2 separate regions of the Homo sapiens genome follow, and region 2 is linked to region 1. A link is an interaction called in ENCODE POLR2A ChIA-PET data of the cell type or tissue named here. Cell type or tissue: Panc1. All regions are shown on one strand. Each heading gives the region's core, and the rest is flanking DNA. Links, peaks and the distances in the headings are about the cores only.

Region 1 (7,220 bases), core at 1,371-6,370:
TAAACTAGTGATTCCCACTGCCTCCCTAACATGGGTGTGGGGTATGTTGGTATTCTACTCCAGTTTCCAGTTATAACATCCAGTTGCTATCATACAGTTGTGAATCTGTAGAACAAACAGAAACTGCCTATCCGCATAATAGAATCCAGAGCCCACAAACTGAACCTGGCGTTAGGAAGACAACGAAGACAGGCGGAAAGGAGAACATGGTGAATCTGGGTATCAGGGGCAGAAGGAGGCCGCTGTACAGACATATTCATTCTCATTCATTCTCCACTCTCCCCACCCCAGCCCAAGATTGAATTCTGATTAAAGGAGGCTGAATTGCAGAGCCTCCTTTCATCAAATTCGAGTTTTGAATTGAGCTGGGAAAGTTCTTGGCAATCAAGGAAAACATTTTCTAGAGCTGAGCAGAACTAATACTAAGAAATTGCCTTGCTGCCTTCCTATAGCAAACATCACACCATTACGCTGAACATCTTATCCCCACTATCCAGAAACCTTGTTCCCAAGGCAGGGCAAGCATGCGAGCTGAGCAGCGGGTGGTTCAGCTGTGCAGACACTTCCCCCGGCAAAGGCCCTGTCAGGAGTGACGGTAGAGCAGCTCACGTGGGCAGTGGCGCCTGCTGCCTCCCCATAGCCCTTTCCTCTCAGGCTCTCCCTAGCAGGTTTTTTTTTTTTTTTTGAGACAGGGTCTCACTCTGTCACCCAGACTGGAGTGCAGTGGCGCAATCTCGGCTCACCGCAACCTCTGCCTCCCAGGCTCAAGGATTCTCATGCCTCAGTCTCTCCAGTAGCTGGGATTACAGGTGCGCGCCACTACTGCCCAGCTAATTTTTCTATTTTTAGTAGTAGAGATGTGTTTTCACCATGTTGGCCAGGCTGGTCTTGAACTCCTGACCTCAAATGATCTAACCGCCTCAGCCTCCCAAAGTGCTGGGATTACAGGCATGAGCCACTGTGCCCAGCCCCCTCACTGCCTTTTATTGGAGGAGGATGAGATTGACTGAAATAGTGGGTCATTAACTGCTCAAGGACTTAATGCTGACCCACAGCAAAGCAGTCTAAACGCCTTTCCTGCCACCTGAAGAGAAACCTGGAGAACATTGTCTCTGGAAGTGCCCTCAGTCACGGCTCCACAGGCTTCTGGACAGATGCTGAGTCCACAGTAACTTGACATGGCAGTGCCTCCTTGAGTGGCCCACTTGGTTATCGCCCTCATCCCTCAGTCTTGGTGCCGCGTGACCTCTGGGGTTCAGAGCAAAGTGATGCAAGCCTCTTCCACACAAGGCGGCGCCTGTCGGAAAGTCCTCAGGCAGCAAGGAGCATCTGCAGGCACAGCTGGGGCAACGCTCAGGCTTCCCCAGCGCTCCCATCAGGAATGTATGAGAACACACCCACTGGCTTCCCAAATGGCTGTGGACCTTCTTTCTCCTGTCTATTTCTAGTGCAGACCACAGTCTGAGTTTCATTTGGTTCCCTGTCAAGTGAGAATTCTCTGAATTCCCCTGGCGCCAGGCTGGTGACACATGCATCACAGCTGATGGGGCTGTGGCAGGTCTGACTGAAGTGGCCTGACCAGCCACACTGAGGCCACCCTGGACACTGCTTTGGGTCCTAACCACTGTATCAAGCAGTTTCTCTCATGGAGTGGTAACTGCTTGAGATTCTCCTGTCACTTCTCCCAGCACTGAGGCTTAGCTCTGTGCCCAACGCAGGATTAACAACCAAATAGTCTGATTCCTTCTAGGGCCAGGAAGATCTGGGGTTGGCTAGGCCTTGATGTCTTTATCAGGAAGCTACCTTGGGAATCTGGGAACAGGAGAATGGTCTGGGGAACTCAAGAATGAACAGACTAATGTAGAAGAGAAAGGACAGCAGGGCAGACAGAAGCAAAATGAAAACATCTGAAAAGTGACGGGGCAGAAGGTTGGGAGGGCTGCCGGAATGCAGACAGGAGGGGAAGTGAAGGGAAACAAAGCCAGAATCAGATGATGAAGACAGTACCTCTGGGTCTGGCAGGGCTGGAACTTAGGAAAAAGAACTTTATATATTAAGAGAAGGCTGGCCCCATTACAAGGTTTCAAAGCTGGGGCATTTGGTGTACTTGGAGCTCTTGGGGACCTAAGGCACCAAGATAAAAAAAAGTTTGGTGCAAGAGAGGTGGCCAGCTTTAGACAGTCAAAATAGGTTTCTTTGGCTAGGCGCGGTGGCTCATGCCTGTAATCCCACCACCTTGGGAGGCCGAGACAGGATGACTGCTTGAGGACAGGAATTCAAGACCAGCCTGAGCAACATAGCAAGACTTCGAATCTACAAAAAATTTAAAAATTAGCTGGGTGAGGTGATCTGTGTCTGCAGTCCCAGCTATTTGGGAGACTAAGGCGGGAGGAACACTTGAGCCCACGAGTGTGAGGCTGCAGTGGGCTACAATCGCACCACTGCACTCCAGACTGGGTGACAGAGTGAGACTCTGTCTCCAAAAACAAAACAAAAGATTCCTGATGTCTCAGGCTCAGAGTGGCCTAAAAATAAAAAGAATTCTTACTATGTCTTCATCCTTGTTTCTGTCTGGTCACAGTTTAAATGGTTTGTCTGTCACAATGCCTAGAGGACACGCTAAATCTGTATGTGAGAAAGTGTGAGCCCTTAGAATAAAGAGGGTAGAATGTTAACAGTTTTTGAGATTAGGAAGTGCGTGGGGGAATGGGGGCGCGTGTGCAAAAAAACTCATCTTTTCAAGATTGGTGAGTGGAAGTACCACTTTTTAAAAAGAAAAAAATGGAGGAGGGAAGTTGATTGTAATATAATCACCTTTCCAAGATACTTTTACCTGCGCATATTCTGCATAAATGCATATTTTATACATACTGGTGATGAAAGTATAGATACAATTTTGTATGCTGCCTTTTCACTAACACAGGTATTTTCCACTCCATTCAGTCTTCATAATTGCTTTTACTGGCTGCATACCCGTTTCCTCCCACTGATAGATCCCATGGCTGGTTAGCAGCAGCACTTGTTAGATACCAGGCCACCAGGAGTGCTGCTGATGGCTCCCATTCAGCACTCTCTATGCTAAGTGAACTGTCCTGCAGAAGTTTACAAAGTCAGCTCTGGGAATCCTAGTGCCCAGCCTCGGAGAGGAATACTGCCCAGCGATGAGCTGGCAAGCTGGCCCATTTGACTCACCGTCTCCAGGCATCTCCTGGTTGGATATAGGGCCCAGGTACCTTAGCACAACCCAGAATAAGGCAGAGAGAGGTGCACAACCCCAGAATGTCAAAGCACACGACTTTTGCTGGCCAGGTTTGCAACTGAGGAGCCTGTCAGAGGCGTGTTGTAAAAATGATGAATGGCTGTCACATTTCCAAGGCTCTGGCTGATTTAGGGAGCTATTGGCAGGCACACCGCTCCCAGCATGTCAGCCAGTTAATTACTTCCAACTTTATCTTACTTGTCAACACTTCTTGACAAATTGGCCATTATCTTTTTATTCTACAACAATGAGCACTGCTCCTTTTCTTGTGATGCCTGCAGGTTCTTCTCCCCCTTTCTGCTTCTTCACATCCAGAGAGAAACAAAGAGCTCTGAGAGAGACTACTAGAAAGAAGCAGCAGTCAGGAAAAGGATGGGGAAAAGGAGCAAAAGGGGTGGGCTGATAGAGTGACTCCAAAGCTAATGTTCATCTCTCTTGACTCAAAACTGAGGTGATATTTTGGGTAAAGTCCTGATTTCTTGGCTTCTGAATGTCCAAGAACTCTGACTCAGTCCATTATGTGGATAAAGTTGGGAAACAAAACTTAAACAAGCTGGCACCTAGTGATCTGGCAGCTTGTAACTCTTCACATTTAATTGTAGAAGCAGATGTGAGCTGGTCTTCCACTCTATTAAGGAGTTGGGCCACAGTGTAGGAATAATGATGCCCATTCTGGGTTCAGGGAAAAGAAAAAACCATGCCCACCTTCTTGGTAATGGATGCCTCATGGAAGAGAACTGTGGCACTCTATAACTGGATTACCAGGATTCACAGCCAGTGAAAAGTCCAGAAATGTTTGGAGAGACCAGTGGTGCCCCTACTGATATCATCACTGCATGAACAGTCAGAGGTGGCCATGAGGCAGAGCCCAGCACCTACTAGATTTCATCAGTTCTAAGACACACATTTTTTTCACACCTTAACATCTCTGAAATTGGGATGCAGCATACAATTCAAGGTTTCAGAGCACTGGGACACAGTGTAACTGCTAGCACTTTCTTTCCCTCCCCCAGTGTTATATAAAAATCAGAAGCAGTTTCTCTAAGTCAGCATAAGAGCAGTCCCATTAAATCTCCAGGTAGTCTGAAGGATAAGCTAGCTTTTGTAGAAGAGTTTAGGGATACCACTGAAATACAGCAAGTTTCTCCCCTTAGAAGGGTCTTGTTTTGTAACAATAGCCCCTCTGTCCTTTTGGCCAGCTTTAGGAGAAACCCCAGAACTCTCCTCTTCTTACAATTCCTCGCTGATGGCGAGGTTTCTCCACTGAAGAGCCTTCCCTGGGGTTCATAAGACGCTCTGCAAGAGCAAGCTGTTACAGTGACCCTGGGGGAAGTCTTGACAGCAGCTAGAAGTAAATGCATGCTCTACTGATAACTGGTGAGAGATGTGGCCTCTTGGGCTGAATCTAAAAGTGCATTTGAAAAAAAAAATGGGGCTACAGCAAAGATACAAACTGCTTCTGCTTTTGCTCTTTTCTCCTACTCTTTGCAGCATGGAGCTTTTCTACAAAGGACACAGATTCTTACAGGCACACTGGCCCTTCTGAAGTCAGCACGAACATAGAAGTTTGGAATGTGGTTTTTTGTTTGTTTTGAGATAGTGTCTTGTTCTGTTGCCCACGCTGGAGTGCAGTGGTGCAATCATAGCTCACTGCAGCCTCAAACTCCTGGACTCAAGTGATCCTCCTGCCTTGGCCTCCTGAGTAGCTGAGACCACAAGCGCATGCCATCATGCCCCACTAAACTTTTTACAGAGACAAGGTCTTGCTATGTTACCCAGGCTGGTCTTGAACTCCTGGCTTCAAGCAATCCTCCTGTCTTGGCCTCCCAAAGTGCTGGGATTATAGGAGTGAGCCACTGCACCCAGCCTGGAATGTGTTTTGCTGTGAGCAAAACCTCACCTCTGTGGACTGACTGCTTTTTCTTCCAGCAGAGGTACAGAAAAAGAAAAGGACCGCATATCTTTTCTGGAAGCCAGGAAACAACTGTAAAAGCAGGAATCATACTTTCAAGCAGCACAATATTGGCACCCTGGAAACATGTGTTTAGAATTAAGACAAAGAGTGGGTTTTGTTTGCCCATTTAGCCCCTTGCCTGCAGACTGTAAAACCCAGTCACCCTTGCCATTAATTGGTTGCTCAGGCATAACTGGCACAAATCCTCTAACATTCTTAAAGAATGACCAGGCCTGTTTTCCAGTTTGTGGTGCCTAAGTCAGGGTGGAGATGTCTAACCCAAAGAGAAGCTCTGTAGTTCAGAGAACAGCTTGGTGGGGTGGACATGTGATCTTGTCCTGCAACCCCTGACAAGGTCTTATCTCTAGCTAAGGGTGATTTACTGAAATTGCAATATAATGGACATTTGATTTCCCTTTGGGGACAGATGAGCTTTGTTAGGTTACTGGGGATAAAATATGGGGACTACAGCTGCCCAGAAATAAGGCAGGTTTTTTTTTTTTTTTTGACGGAGTCTTGCTCTGTCGCCAGGCTGGAGTGCAGCGGTGCGATCTCGGCTCACTGCAACCTCTACCTCCCGAGTTCAAGCAATTCTCTGGCCTCAGCCTCCCAAGTAGCTGGGACTACAGGAGTGTGCCACCACATCCAGCTAATTTTTGTATTTTTAATAGAGACGGGGTTTCACCACATTGGCCAGGATGGTCTTGATATCTTGACTTTGTAATCTGCCCGTCTTGGCCTCCCAAAGTGCTGGGATTACAGGCATGAGCCACCTTGCCCGCCCGAAATAAGGCAGTTTTTATGGGGACATGTTACTTTCTTCATTTTGTCAACATTAGCTGTTGCATGCAGCCCCTAGGGCCAGTGCAGGTTGAAGTAATCAGACATGTCATTTACACTGGCTTCTGGAATAAACAGGAGAGGGAGAAAACCTGATCTCAGATACTCTGTGGTCCTCTTGCTGATCATCTTCCTAAGTAAAAAAAAAAGTGATGAGACACAGCCTGGTGATGTCTAGGAATATGTATGCAATATATTATACAATAAGGAAGCTACCTCAAGTTATTGATTTAAAAAATGGGGTCAAAGCCGGATGTAGTGGTGGGCACCTGTAATTCCAGCTACTCGGGAGGCTGAGGCAAGAGAACTGCTTGAATCCAGGAGGCGGAGGTTGCACTGAGCTGAGACCCCACCACTACACTCAAGCCTGGGCGACAGAGCCAGACTCCATCTCAAAATAAATAAACAAATAAAATAAAAATTAAAAAGAGGGTTGAAACAAAGGATCTCAACTCTCCCAGTTTTCACTTTCTTTGATTCTATGACTAAGACCTGAAGAAGGAAAACTGACCCCATGCAGGACAGAATGTGATGCCCTACAGCGAAGACCTCACCACAGTAAAACACTGGAAACGTCCATGGAGAGAGACTGTAAGTCTCCATAATAGATATTTAGGGGGAAGAGAACCTTCTCTTTGAAATTCATTATTTCATTTGACAAGTTCTAATTTAGTATGCATTTTGTCTTAGGCTTTATGCTAAGTGCTAGATGCTAGAGGTACTGTGGAAAATAAGAGAAACATGTTCTTTGCTTTCGCAGAGCTTACAGGTTAGAGAAGTAGATACACAAAAAAGTACAAACCGAGGCCAGGTGCAGTGGCTCACACCTGTAATCCCAGCACTTTGGGAGGCCAAGGCAGGCGGATCACCTGAGGTCAGGAGTTCGAGACCAGCCTGACCGACATGGAGAAACCCCCTCTCTACTAAAAATACAAAATTAGCAAGGCATGGCAGTGCATGACTGTAATCCCAGCTACTCAGGAGGCTGAGGCAAGAGAATTGCTTGAACCTGGGAGGCGGAGGTTGCAGTGAGCTGAGATTGCGCCACTGCGCTCCAGCCTGGGCAATAAGAGCGAAACTCCATCTTAAAAAAAAAAAAAAAAGTACAAACTGAAATAAGTGCTTTTGTGGCAAATACCATGAAGAGAACAGAGTGCTTAGAGAAAA
Region 2 (7,220 bases), core at 1-5,000, 100 kb before region 1:
CAAAGGACTCCATGATGTTCTGGGCTTTTTTCTGTGCAACTGTCAATGGACCCTTTTTACTGTCTTCAGCACTAGGTTCCTGCAGGGACAGACAAAAAACGATCACTAATGACCATGATCATCTGTGACATCAAGATGCAAGCAAGAGAGCAACAGTTAACAGTGATTTTTTTTTTTTTTCTGGAGACAGAGTCTCGCTCTTTTGCCCAGGCTGGAGTACAGTGGTGTGATCTCTGCTCACTGCAACCTCCACCTCCTGTGTTCAAGCGATTCTCCTGCCTCAGCCTCCTGAGTAGCTGGGATTACAGGCACGTGCCACCATGCCCAGCTAATTTTTGTATTTTTAGCAGAGACCAGGTTTCACCATATTGGCCAGGCTGGTCTTGAACTCCTGACCTCAAGTGGTCCACCCGCCTTGGCTTCCCAAAGTGCTGGGATTACAGGTGTGAGCCACCGCACGCACCCGGCCAGTAACAGTGATATTAATACCAATGGCTAAGGCTAATTTTTCATACACTCTCTTATGTATAAGGTGTTGTGTCTGCAACAGCACACAGTAGCATTTCAATATCAATGTGCTGGATCAGTGAATTCTCAGCATGTCCTCATAGCCTATGAGGTGGTATTACTCTCACCATCTTACAGAGGAGGAAACTGAGGCCTACAGAGGTTGTGACAGTCTTTCAGAGGCTTGCAGTGAATACAAGCAGACCAAGGATCTAAACCCACCATGGTCTGGCTCTAGAACATGAGGTCTTAATTGATGCCTGAAATTTATTTTATGTATGTATGTATTATTTTTTTGAGTGGAGTCTTGCTCTGTTGCCCAGGTTGGAGTGCAGTGGTGCCATCTCTGCTCACTGCAACCTCCGCCTCCTGGATTCAAGTGATTCTCCTGCCTCAGCCTCACGAGTAGCTGGGATTACAAGCGTGCGCCACAATGCCCGGCTAATTAAAGACAGGGTTTCACCATGTTGGCCAGGCTGGTCTCAAACTCCTGACCTCAGGTGATATGCCCGCCTTGCCCTCCAAAAGTGCTGGGATTACAGGTGTGAGCCACCACGCCAGGCCTGAAATTTAGTATTACATATCTTTATAGGGAATCATTGAAATTATGCAACAAAATGCTGCTTCCAACTGGGTTCATAAATATGTGCTATCCTTTTGCTTCATCTGTAATTATGCGCCCTTGCAACACAAGAGTGCAGGGAGACCACAGCCTCCTTTACACCAAACAGCACTTCCGTATCAAAGCAGCCCAGAGCTCATGCTAACACGCTTAGCTGCTAAATCATCTTCATGACTCAAATTAGCTCTGAGGTCAGCTAAAGCGCCTAGTATTTTCTCATTAATTGCTAAAGCAAGGCCCAATCTAGATTTATGTAATTAAGTTAAAAACCAAAGTGAAGCCTGGGCGACATGGTGAAACCCCACCTCTACAAAACATACAAAAATTGGCTGGGCATGGTGGCATACACCTGTAGTCCCAGCTACTCGAGAGAAGGCTGGGGCAGAGGGATTGCTTGAGCCCAGGAGGCAGAGGTTGCAGTGAGCCAGGATGGTGCCACTGCACTCCCACCTGGGTGACAGGATGAGATCCTGTCACAAAAAAAAAAAAAAAAAAAAAAAAAAAAAATGCCGGGTGTGGTGGCTCATGCCTGTAATCCCAGCACTTTGGGAGGCTTAGGTGGGTGGATCGCCTGAGGTCAGGCATTCGAGACCAGCCTGGCCAACATAGTGGCCCCATCTCTATTAAAAATATAAAATATTAGCTAAGTATGGTGGCGGGCGCCTGCAATCCCAGCTACTAGGGAAGCTGAGGCAGGAGAATCGCTTGAACCTGGGAGGTGGAGGTTGCAGTGAGCCGAGATGATGCCACTGCACTCCAGCCTGTGCAACAAGAGCGAAACTCCATCTCAAAAAACCAAACCAAACAAACAAAAAAAGTGAAATAGCTGGGCACAGTGACTCATGCCTGTAATCCCAGCTACTCAGGAGGCTGAGGCAGGAGGATCGTTTGAGCCTCAGAAGTCAAGGCTGCAGTGAGCCATGATTGTGCCACTGCATTCCAGCCTTGGTGGCAGAACAAGATTGTCTCAAAAAAAAAAAAAATCATTTCTCTTCTTCACTGAAAGCACACATATGTGGTGCTGGGGTCAGGCAGGAAGCTATGGGCAGCGCACATTCTACAGTTCATCGGACAGTACACCCATGCCACCCCTGCTGGGCATCCAGGTGAACCGTTTTTCCTCCACCACCACTGCAGCTTGTCTGGAAAGCCCTGCTTGTATGTTCTCTTAGCGCAGGCCCTCCTCCCACTAGGTGCTGTTCAACAACAGGACGTCAGCCTTTCCTGGAAGATTTCTTCACACAGAGCTCAAGAGAATCCCCCATCCACGTCCCCAGACCACCTCCTCCAGAGTGGTCAGTGCCACCTTGCTCATTGGTCTCTATGCCTCTCCCAGCACTGCTGGGTTTTGCTCTCAGCATTAGTCTCCGAGTGTATGCAATGCTCCAGGCAGACAGCCTGCTGAATAAATCCAGTAAATCCCAGGGGGTCCTCATCACCTCAGTGAAGTTTCTGTGCTACTCACATTAAATAACGTGATGACAGCTGTGGCAATCAGGCATGTGGTACCCAGCAAGTTATCTTCTTTTTCATCAGGGAAGAGGCTCGCCTGCTTCTGAACTGGCACAGATCCTAGAGGAGCAGAAGATAGTAAGGTCAAAGCCTACAGAATTTTGTTTATTTTTTCTTTTTGAGATGGAGTTTTAGTGTAGTCCCCTAGGCTGGAGTACAATGGCACAATCTCGGCTCACTGCAACCTCCGCCTCCTCGGTTCAAGTGATTCTCCTGCCTCTGCCTCCTAAGTAGCTAAGATTACAGGTGCCCACCACCATGCCAGCTAATTTTTGTATTTTTAGTAGAGATGGGGTTTCACCATGTTGGCCAGGCTGGTCTCAAACTCCTGACCTCAGGTGATCTACCCGCCTCAGCCTTCCAATATGCTGGCATTACAGGCATAAGCCACCACGCCCGGCCAAGCCTACAGAATTTTAGACAAGGTAGCTGTGTCCCAACCTCTTCGGGACAGTCAGGAGGGCTCTCGACTTTACCACTGGTTGGGATGATTGGATAGCCATCCGGAGGGGCATGGGAGCAGTCGTGAGGTCCAAAGAGAACATTCTCCAATCTCTGCATTAAAAGACACCAGCAGGCTGGCATGTAAAACGTGCAAGCCGGCAGTAGCTTTCTGCCAGCTGTCAGCACAGGCCTCTGTCAGAGGTGTACTTGCACTGGCTGTGACTTGACGTTTTCCCTCCTGGGGGAGAAAACAGATCCGACACTCTACCTCAGCACTGGGCAGCGGTCCGCTCTTCTTCACTCCGGCTGCAACTTCAGACTAAGGAAAAAAACGAAGGGAATTGAGGAAAGTTGCCCAAGCACCTCAAGTCCAACCCCCAGTCTCCAGCGCTGACTGTATTCCTTCACCAGCCTGTTTCTCAAAAGCCCAGAGATTTTCTTTCCTCTCTTCACTCCTTACAGTGCCTGGCATGATAATTATTTGGTGCTCAATAATTATTTGTAGAATGAAAGAATAAAGCTCTTTAACATGACTAAGCACAATAGGAAGGATTCCAAAGAGCTTGAAAAAGACTCTTCTCTAGTAATCAAGGTCTCTCTTTACTTGGACAAAGTACAGAGCTTACAAAGACATTTTTAACACAAAAATTGCAAATGTGGGGCTGGCAGGTGGCTCACAACTGTAATTCCAGTACTTTGGGAGGCTGAGGTGGGAGGACTGCTTGAGCCCACGGGTTCAAGACCAGTCTGGGAAACACAGCAAGACCCATCTCTACAAAAAATTAAAAAAAACATAGCTGGGTATGGTGGTGTATGCCTGTGGTCCCAGCTGCTCAGGAGGCTAAGGTGGGAGCCTAGCAGATGCGAGGCTACAGTGAGCCATGATTGCACCACTGCACTCCAGCCTGGGTGTCAGAGCAAGACCCTGTTTCTTTTTTTTTTTGAGACGGAGTCTCGCTCTGTCGCCCAGACTGGAGTGCAGTGGCGGGATCTCGGCTCACTGCAAGCTCCGCCTCCCGGGTTCACGCCATTCTCCTGCCTCAGCCTCCCAAGTAGCTGGGACTACAGGCGCCCGCCACTACGCCTGGCTAATTTTTTGTATTTTTAGTAGAGACGGGGTTTCACCGTTTTAGCCGGGATGGTCTCGATCTCCTGACCTCGTGATCCGCCCGCCTCGGCCTCCCAAAGTGCTGGGATTACAGGCGTGAGCCACCGCGCCCGGCTGACCCTGTTTCAAAACAACAACAACAACAAAAAAAACAAAAGAAAACTGGCTGCCATTGTCAGCATTTGCTACGAAGTCTCATCAATCTTTTCTTCTGATGCTTCCTACACCTGTTCTTTCCTTCTCAGTGTGTGATTCCTCACTCATTCAGGGAGCTATCACTTCACATCTGGGCCATCGCCAGGCTCCCAAAACTAGCTCCCTCTGCTGAGGTCACCGCTCCATCTCACTCCACCACATTAACTGCCTTAGAACAGTGAATTGGCCCAGTTACCAGACAGTACTTGCTGCTGAATCATCAAAGCTAAGGTCATAAATAAAGAGTCTTAGCTCTCAACTATCATAAAAAAAAGCAGCTAAATTCATCAAGACACACACACTGGATTTCCTAAGCCCTATTATTTCCCTAGGGTTGTTTAGAATGCAGACCAGCTCATGAATCTAGGAAGCCACAAGGAATAAGACACTAGCAGAAAAAACAGGCCTGCTAAAGTTGGGCATGATGGCTCACGCCTGTAATCCCAGCACTTTGGGAGGCCCAGGTGGTGGATCACCTGAGGTCAGGAGTTCGAGACCAGCCTGGCCAACATGGTGAAACCCCGCCTCTACTAAAAATACAAAATTAGCCAGGCGTGGTGGTGCATGCCTGTAATCCCAGCGACTCAGGAGGTTGAGTCAGGAGAACTGCTTGAATCCAGGAGGCGGAGGTTGCAGTGAGCCGAGATCATGCCACTGCACTCCAGCCTGGAGACAGAGCGAGACTCCGTCTAAAAAAAACAAAAAACAAACAAACAAAAAAAAAACAGGCTTGCTAAGTTGGGACCCTTCAGTAGAAAATCTTTTTTTTTTTTTTTGAGACGGAGTCTCGCTCTGCCTCCCAGGCTAGAGTGCAGTGGCGCGATCTCGGCTCACTGCAACCTCCGCCTCCCGGATTCAAGCAATTCTCCTGCCTCAGCCTCCGGAGTAGCTGGGATTACAGGCGTGCACCACACGCCTGGCTAATTTTTTGTATTTTTAGTAGAGACGGGGTTTCACCATGTTGGCCAGGCTGGTCTCGAACTCCTGACCTGAAATGATCCAGCCACCTCAGCCTCCCAAAGTGCTGAGATTATAGGCGTGAGCCACTGTGCCCAGCCGCAGAAAAGCTTCTTACCTTGAGCAGGGGCATCTCTCGGGCCTGCTGGATTAAAAGGTGCATTTCGTTGATCTGCTGCCGCACAAGGGGCGGTACTGGGTTGCAGCAAGCTATGATGCCCTGAGGTTCCCTGAAGACAAGTAAGAACACACTCAACTTGTCACTCAGAAACGCAGCCCTTAAAGGCTTCCAGATAAGAATAATGACTGGGTAAAGCCAGGCTGCCACCTAAGCTGAAGCTACAGGTAGGTGACTAAGGAAACACTGATGTCAGGCCAGCCTAGGCCAACTTCTCCATGTGTTCTTTGCGACACCAAGCTTTAAGTGGATCCCTCTTGGAGCCTGACTCCCACAATCAGGGAGAGCTGAAAGTAAGTGCCATAGCACTGTGGATTCTCAATTCCGCAGGGGGCAACCAACGGGCTGTGGATTTTCATTCTTGCTTATACTTCAATCAAGATCACAAAACGTTTAAGATCATGAGCTGCTTTAATTTGGAAGAAAGTACAGATGACAGAATCTGGGACATTTTCTTCCCTTGCAAGTAGATGCTATAAGGCTCAGAGACTTAAAATAAACTCAAACTAAGGCATAATCATTGAAATGATTCCAGTTCAGAAGTTTTAGTGCTTAAATGGCAGCCTGAGGGCAGAAATTCTATATTCCTTCAACTTGCTACCTTCCAAGCTTGGAGCATTAATCTCTGAGTAAGCAGCCTTGGGTAATAGCAACCAGAAAAGCTTGATTTTGAAGAACATCAGATCTACTGAGAAAGTCAGAACATATTAATCAGATTTGAAACTCACTTAGGCAGTTCTTCAGCTATTTTCAGCATCATGTGGTTTGGCAGTACATATCTGGAAAAAAAAAAACACACACACACACACACACACACACACACACACACACACACGGTGGGGACACATTACATTCAGCCAGTAAGTTCCATTAGATGCTGTCACATAGGGGAAATAACCAGCTTTCATAGCAAAAGAAAAAAGCCCATTATTTACTTGTTATTAGATCTCCTCAGTCTGGAAACAAGTATTAAAAGAACCTCTAATCCCTTACCCGTAACTTTCATCTTCCCTGCGAGCTGTTTTATCCCTCCAGGCAAACAGCAGCTGAAAGGCTGTCAACTGCTGTGTGTTAAGGTGCTTCTTCTGCTTCCTATAGAGTTCAAGGTAGGACTCATCCGTGAAGATAGGTTTGATGAATTTCTACAAAGTATTAGAGAACATTCAAAATCAACGGGAATCAAAATTGTGCCCTGGGCTCTGGAAAATGTTTGGCTCTTTTCATGAATGTAAGGAGCAAACCTAAGAACTAGAACCTGGCCAGACACAGAGCCCAAGTGTCGCGGTCTGTGTGACTGCGGCTGAGGTGTACCTTGAGGCAGATGTCCCTGCTCCGTTGCCACACCACCTGCAGCTGCACCGGCTGCCCGTTGCCGCGCTCCCACATCTCCAGCCTCATTTTGTCATAGATATATAGCAGGTAATGGGTGTCATCCCGGGCGTAGCTGAGCATCTCCTCGGGCAGAGGGCTGGAATTGCAGAGGACAATGTTTTACTGATTGCCCCCAAGGACAGCAATTCAATTTGTCTATTCCTTGGGTGCTGGGACTTCCTTAGACCCTTCCAATATGAAAGATCCTTTCATAGTCAATACTGCAGTTATGCCAACATTTCCTGCATTTTAACATGATAAACCATTATTTTAACAGCTGGGTAGAATTGGAGGCAGGGTAATGCGGTGGTTAAAATAAGGGCACT

What was found. ChIA-PET counts read pairs that join two places held together with the same protein. Peaks named below come from ENCODE experiments on the same cell type or tissue, not always from the same donor. Only the 100,000 strongest peaks of a DNase experiment are listed, where the experiment ranks them.
Region 2: POLR2A ChIA-PET joins it to region 1 with 5 read pairs; 5 of 35 experiments call an interaction of 5 or more read pairs at or near these places.

Annotation. Positions count from the first base shown.
Region 1 is chr1:11,175,078-11,182,297 of GRCh38, forward strand. The region is part of intron 28 of MTOR (mechanistic target of rapamycin kinase); the gene reads right to left. Among named protein-coding and RNA genes, the nearest start is that of ANGPTL7, 11 kb to the right of the region's middle. RefSeq lists an enhancer at 2,771-3,309. In Panc1, for the core only: no CTCF peak of the experiment used is centred there; no DNase peak of the experiment used is centred there; H3K27ac peaks cover 5,000 bases.
Region 2 is chr1:11,074,248-11,081,467 of GRCh38, forward strand. It overlaps EXOSC10 (exosome component 10), which reads right to left. Exons shown (of 25, transcript NM_001001998.3): 11 at 6,835-6,991; 12 at 6,517-6,665; 13 at 6,252-6,302; 14 at 5,464-5,575; 15 at 3,354-3,404; 16 at 3,118-3,196; 17 at 2,595-2,701; 18 at 1-79. Among named protein-coding and RNA genes, the nearest start is that of SRM, 18 kb to the left of the region's middle. In Panc1, for the core only: no CTCF peak of the experiment used is centred there; no DNase peak of the experiment used is centred there.